Regions from separate parts of the Homo sapiens genome. Here region 2 is linked to region 1. A link is an interaction called in ENCODE POLR2A ChIA-PET data of the cell type or tissue named here. Cell type or tissue: PC-9. All regions are shown on one strand. Each heading gives the region's core, and the rest is flanking DNA. Links, peaks and the distances in the headings are about the cores only. Region 1 overlaps SSPN-AS1 (SSPN antisense RNA 1). Region 2 has its middle 10 kb from the start of BHLHE41.

What was found. Peaks named below come from ENCODE experiments on the same cell type or tissue, not always from the same donor. Only the 100,000 strongest peaks of a DNase experiment are listed, where the experiment ranks them.
Region 2: POLR2A ChIA-PET joins it to region 1 with 6 read pairs; 6 of 35 experiments call an interaction of 5 or more read pairs at or near these places.

Annotation. Positions count from the first base shown.
Region 1 is chr12:26,238,175-26,241,089 of GRCh38, reverse strand. All of the region lies in intron 1 of SSPN-AS1 (SSPN antisense RNA 1), which reads left to right. Among named protein-coding and RNA genes, the nearest start is that of SSPN-AS1, 32 kb to the left of the region's middle. In PC-9, for the core only: no CTCF peak of the experiment used is centred there; a DNase peak (open chromatin) is centred at 1,349; H3K4me3 peaks cover 1,558 bases; H3K27ac peaks cover 2,500 bases.
Region 2 is chr12:26,133,755-26,136,669 of GRCh38, reverse strand. It overlaps a transcript of SSPN not described here. Among named protein-coding and RNA genes, the nearest start is that of BHLHE41, 10 kb to the right of the region's middle. In PC-9, for the core only: no CTCF peak of the experiment used is centred there; DNase peaks (open chromatin) are centred at 919 and 1,449; H3K27ac peaks cover 2,314 bases.

The DNA of each region.
Region 1 (2,915 bases), core at 232-2,731:
CTGAAGAGGTGTGATCCTTGGGGAAATCTCTCTTTTAAAGCCAGAATGAGAAACGCTTTCTACTCTCAGCATTTTGAAATGTGATGAGCTGAAGATGATGAGACCTGAGCCACATGTATACACAAAACTGAGTGTAGCACAATTTCTGGAACTCTCAGTTTTGCAACTGCTGTCCAAAGATGCACGCAGTGAACCTGGTGGACTGGCGCCTGACGTGGAGGCTTTAAGGGAGGTGGGAGGGACAGCCACAGCACGGGTAGGCAGCCTCTCACCTCTCCTCTGCATGCTGCCCAGGGATGCTCCACAAGGCAGTTGGAGAGGGCTGTGCCTCACCAAGTTCAGGAATCCCTTCTGAAAGCTTGTCGAGGACTCACATGTCACTGAGCAGGGAAAGAAATGTGCCTCCACCTGAAACAAGTCACATAGCTGGTCCCAGATGAGAAAATGTCTGCTGCAGAAAGAAAGAAGCAAAGGACTTGCAGGATCCTTGAAAGACCATGAGGTCCATGGGGAGGAGAGAGCAGGCTGGAGCAGGCTGTCCCCTCTCTTTCTCCTGCTCCTCTCCCCAGGGCTGCTCTGGCAGCAGAACCAGATGGAAATGTCACCTAGTGCAGAGTGTTTTATTCTTCCTGGTCTACACCCCACCTTAAACAGTGAAAGCTCCTTGGCAACATCATGCAGAGGTTCTTTTCATTTTTAATTAAATCCTAAGAGATATATTTTTTTTCCTAAAGGTGCCAGCTTAAAATAATTACTAGAATTCCCAACAGGGCTAATCAGAGACTTATAGAAAATAAAAATGAAGGAGAATGCCCTACCCAATGGGTTTCTGTCATTTTGCTCAGAAGGCTCTTGCAGTCCAGGGCAGCGATCACAGTTCTTGGCATTAGGGGCTATTAATAGGAGCCTTGAAATAAATCCCTATCCAGTGAGATAAGGAAAACTTATTTCACTGCCTGAGTATCTCTCCTCTGATGACCAGACACCTTCCATTTTCATCAGCTGTTTATCAAAATCAGATTAGTAAAAGAATAATCAGATCAGAATTGTTTATGCCTGTCTCAATCTTGAATTACAAATGACTTTCATGTGCTGCCTGGGCGAAGTACCGTGACCTATAGATGAACTAGCCTTTGTATTTCCTGCACCTTGTACTGAACTTATAATTTCCCAAAGACCACAAGTCATTAAGTCTCATTGTTGATTATTGATCTAAGTAAGATAGGTGAGGCTAGCTCCATGGGGGCTGTGGATATGTGGGCAATAGATTCTCTTTGTGATAAGTCATAAGTCACTAATGGGTTGTTTTGAGCTCTCCCAAGTGGAAGACAATGGAGCCTTTAGAAGGTTGTGGAGTTACGTAAGACATCTCTTTCCAAACAAAGAGGAGGCAGGACACCCAGCCAAAGGGTTGAGCACAGGAGGCTGTGTGGTCTGGTGGTTCCAGGGAGAGACGTGGGGCCAGGGCTTCCTGGGTTCAGCTACCAGCCGAGACTCTGAGTCAGGGGGGAGCAGAGCCAAGTCTCTTGGCTTGAGGCAGATAGACTGTAAAACCAGGAGAGAGAAAACCGCAGGTCTGTGCTCAAGGACTCTAGGGGAAAAACACATTCTGGAAATTAAAAAAAAAAAGAGAGAGAGAGAGTGAGAGAGAGATCACCCTGTTAAGTTACAATTTGGGACTTTTTCAACAAGAAATGAGCATCTTTCCTGCTGATTGGCTGACATGTCCTCCTCTGGGCAGCACTGTGAAGCCCAGCCAGTATCTGAGGGTGTTCTGTGTGGAATGAATAGAGAAGCTCAGGGGTCTGAGCAAAGCCAGTCAACCTTGGTGAGTTGTCACAAGGAATGCTTAGGGAGCCGGGCCCTGGGAGCAAAGAGGTTCTGCATGAATTCTTCCCTTTCACTCATCCTGTCTTCCACAGTAAAATGTCCTCTGAAATCATGGGAGGAAAAATCCCTTCCTGCCAGCTTCTTCTGGATACCTCCCTTCCACCAGTCTGAGCACAGAGTTGTAACCAGCAACCTGTTTAGCCACAGATCCACACAGGTTTCCAAGCCACAGCCAGGGCTGGGGCTGATGGTCCATGTTCTCCAAGTCCCATGAGCCCTGAAAGTCTGATAATTCTGGTCAGACAGAGTGGGTGGCCACCTACATGGTGAGTTTGAAGGATGACTGGGTGGGTCTCCACTCCTTGGCAGGGTGCCGCATTTCTCTGGATCTGAAAGTTTTTCTGATTGTTAGAAATAGCCTGTTAAAATGAAAACCATATTTATGAAGAAATCTCTGTATTCAGCATGAGCACTTGAGTCAATAATATCTTAATAGAGTCCCATAGAAATGGGACAGGAAATGAAGGAGGGGCAGATTTTGCTGTGGAATAAGGTTGGGGGAGGAAGTTTCTTATCTGGAGGAGCAGAGGGATCCCAGGAGGGGACAGAGAGATGAATCAGGTGGAGAGAGCCTTTCTAATAGTTTCTCCCGGAATGTCTGGAACAATATTAAAATCTAGTGGTGGGTGGGCGTGAATTGTACCAGGAGCAATGCTTTTACTTGTAATTCAAGCCAGGCCAAATGGAATCCACGTTTTCACTTGTGGGCACCTTGTCCAGCCACCAAGTACACTCATGATGTCACTCCTCCCTGCATTTGCCAGAGTGCACATTCCCTGCCACTGGTTAAATAGCCATGCTCAATGTCCCAAGTCCTAAGCTTCCCCATATTAAAATGAAGCAGTGATCTCTCCTTTTACAATCTTATAACCATCCTTTTGTCACTTTGTTGCAATCTAGGGAAAAATTAATAAAAAATTAAGTCTACTCTTGCGAGCAAAAGTATCTGAGGAAGGAACGTTATCTATTTTGTAAAAATACCTGAGTGAAAGAATGAAAACTAATCCACTGAGGTTAGTGACAGC
Region 2 (2,915 bases), core at 117-2,616, 100 kb after region 1:
AATAGGTTTACCTCTTGAACTTAAAATGTTACTCAATTCATCAATTATTTTCATACACCCATATTTTCTATGACACTCATAATTTTAACCAAGCAGCTCAAATGGGAAAAATAATAGCTATCATTTATTGCTCACCTACTAGGATGGGGGTGTTCTCTGCGCATTGTCATGGACACGCAATAAACAGAGGGAGGTACTGCTATTTCTCTGTAGTTACATTTGAGATAACCGACTCATTCATAATTTGTCCAAGGTCACACAGCTACTCAGGGGAAAACAGCATTTAAACTCAGGTCCTCTTGATCTTAAAGCCTAAGTCCATACCAACTCTGCCACCATACACAGCAACATGAAACACACTTATCCCTTGGTATCTGCAGGGTATTGGTACCAGGACCTCCGGTGGATACCAAAATCCTTGGGTGCTCAAGTCCCCTGATATAAAATGGCATAGTCTTTTACACATAGCCTACACACGTCATCCCATACACTTTAAAACATCTCTAGATTACTTATGACACCTAATACAATGTAAGTGCTATATAAATAAACTGTATTGTTTAGAGAATAATGACAAGGGGAAAATGTCTGTACATGTTCAGTACAGACACAATTTATTTTCAAATATTTATATCCTAAGGTTGGTTGAATCCATGGATGGGAGCCCACAGATATGGAGGGTGGACTGTAATATGAAACAAGGACAGAAATATGAGATATGTCTATTTCATTACCTTTGGTATGTCTGAAGCAGAATTTCTAAAACAGAATAAAAAGCCTAGGAAAAATCAGTAGTGCCATTATCCAATGACAAAATTGACTCAGAATTGTATCTCAGCTGGATCACCACTGGCAATGCAGGAATGTTGAGCAGGTGTGAACTCAGACCCAGGCCTGCTGATGGCTTGTGGTCACCGGGGCTATATTTGGCAAACGTAGTTTGATTTTGCAAGAAGCCCTTGACCAGAAAAATCAAAACTTTCTTTTTGAATACATAATTAGAGAAATGAGAGCTATGTGTTTTTGCAAGTACGAGTGCCAGGAGGAAATGCAAAGTTGGCTTGAGGGTGAGGGTTGATGTGTTTCTGACCCTATTTCCAGCCTATCAAGGGCACGACTGACTGACCACCTCCAGGAGAATTCCTCCACATTCGTAGCGCATCCTCCAGACCTGGTTCCTGCCTCCTGCATCTTGCCCCAGCTCTCTTTTGTCTGTACTGACCCTTTGCTCCTTGCCTCCTCTGTGCCTACCAGCTTGGCATTCTGATGGACTGGCTTCACTGGCTCTCAATCCTCCCACTTTGTTCCGGAGTCTGAGGCTTGACTCCTACATCCTGGCACAGTGCTTGTTTCTTTCTGCACTCTTGGTAACCAAGCTCTTTGGCTCTGCCCCAGGACCCCCTCCTGTGATCCACTCAGCCCAGCAAACCTGTAAACACAGCTTGCCAGGCCAAACTCTGCGCCCCTCCCTACTTCTGGCCTCTGAGAGCCATGCCCTGGATGTTACCTCACCAACCCACGGTCTCTGGAGCACCTGTGGAATTCGACTGGACTGGCTCCAGCTTTTACAGTCTCTCTGATTTGCTAATGCACACTGCGAAAGGAAGTAAAAGTTCTGCAAGTGAGAAACTCAACTTACCAAGGCTGCTAGGGAGCAGAGCTTACTGCCTTCTGGGCACCGAGCACATCAATCCTGGTACAATGACAAACAGCAATTCCACAGCCACAGGCCCTACCCCCTGACAGAACTTCCCACTACTTCACTAAAGACCCTGCCAGACTACTGAGTTTCCTGCAATATCAGGAGCATTTTATGATCCTTCATGGTACCTACTTTCTAATCTCCATGTGCCTGGTAAAGCCAAGAAGTAAATATGCAGTACTCTAAGTATAGTGAGGGTGTCCCTGCCCATAAAAGCCACACCAATATAGGAAAGTCCTAGTGGGGGATGGGAGGGTGGGAACCAACATTATATTCCCCACCCTCAACAGGTACAAGGACACTTCAAATGTTATGTGGCTTGGTTATGACTTGTCATTCAAGTGTTTTCCTGGAACAAAGCCAACTTCAGTGTATAGATGATTTGGTGGAGCACATTTAGGAATCATTCAGAAGAGTTGTGTGTCTGTTCTGTGCTCAACACTGTCCTAGACACTGGGGATACAGCAGTAAACAATTCAGGTGTCTGTCTTCATGGAGCTTACAAACTAGTGGGGAAGACAGATGCTGAAAAGTCATATGAGTCTTTCAGTCAGCAGAAGTTATGAAAGACAGGCACAAAGGGAGCTGATAGAAGGAGACAAATCTGGTCCAGGAACTCAGAGAAGGCTTCTTGGAGACAGTGATGTTTCAGATGACACCCGAAGGTTGAGTAGGAGGAAGAGAAGGGAAAGACATTGGGGAAGTGGGAACAAAACATTCTAATCAATCAAAACAGTGTGAGTGAAGGACCTGAGACAGCAAGAGCAGGGTACATTAAAAAATATTTTTTGAAAGAAAGCTGGTATGCTGGATTCTAGAAAGGGGGGCAGAGAAATGAGTGATGAGACTGAGATGTAGGCAAGAACTAAGTCATATTCAGGCCACTGAAGAGTTTCAAGTTTGATTTTAACTTAATGGAAATAGGAAGCTATTAAAGAGTTTTGATCAAGAGAATGACACGAACAGAAAAATTGCTCTGGCTATAACTTAGTGATTGAATTCAGTGTGGTGGAGGGGGATAGAAGGCATACACAGTGGATACAAGTGTGAGATACCTGATGCCAACTCAGCACCAGCTCCACTGCCTTCTCCACTCTGTCCTCATTGCATAATAAAAACTTGGAACCACATTTTTCCAGAATCCCCTCCCCACCTCTTTCTAACTTAGATTCTGCCTTTGAGAGGCCCTTGTGCAAGATGTGGAAAGTGGCAG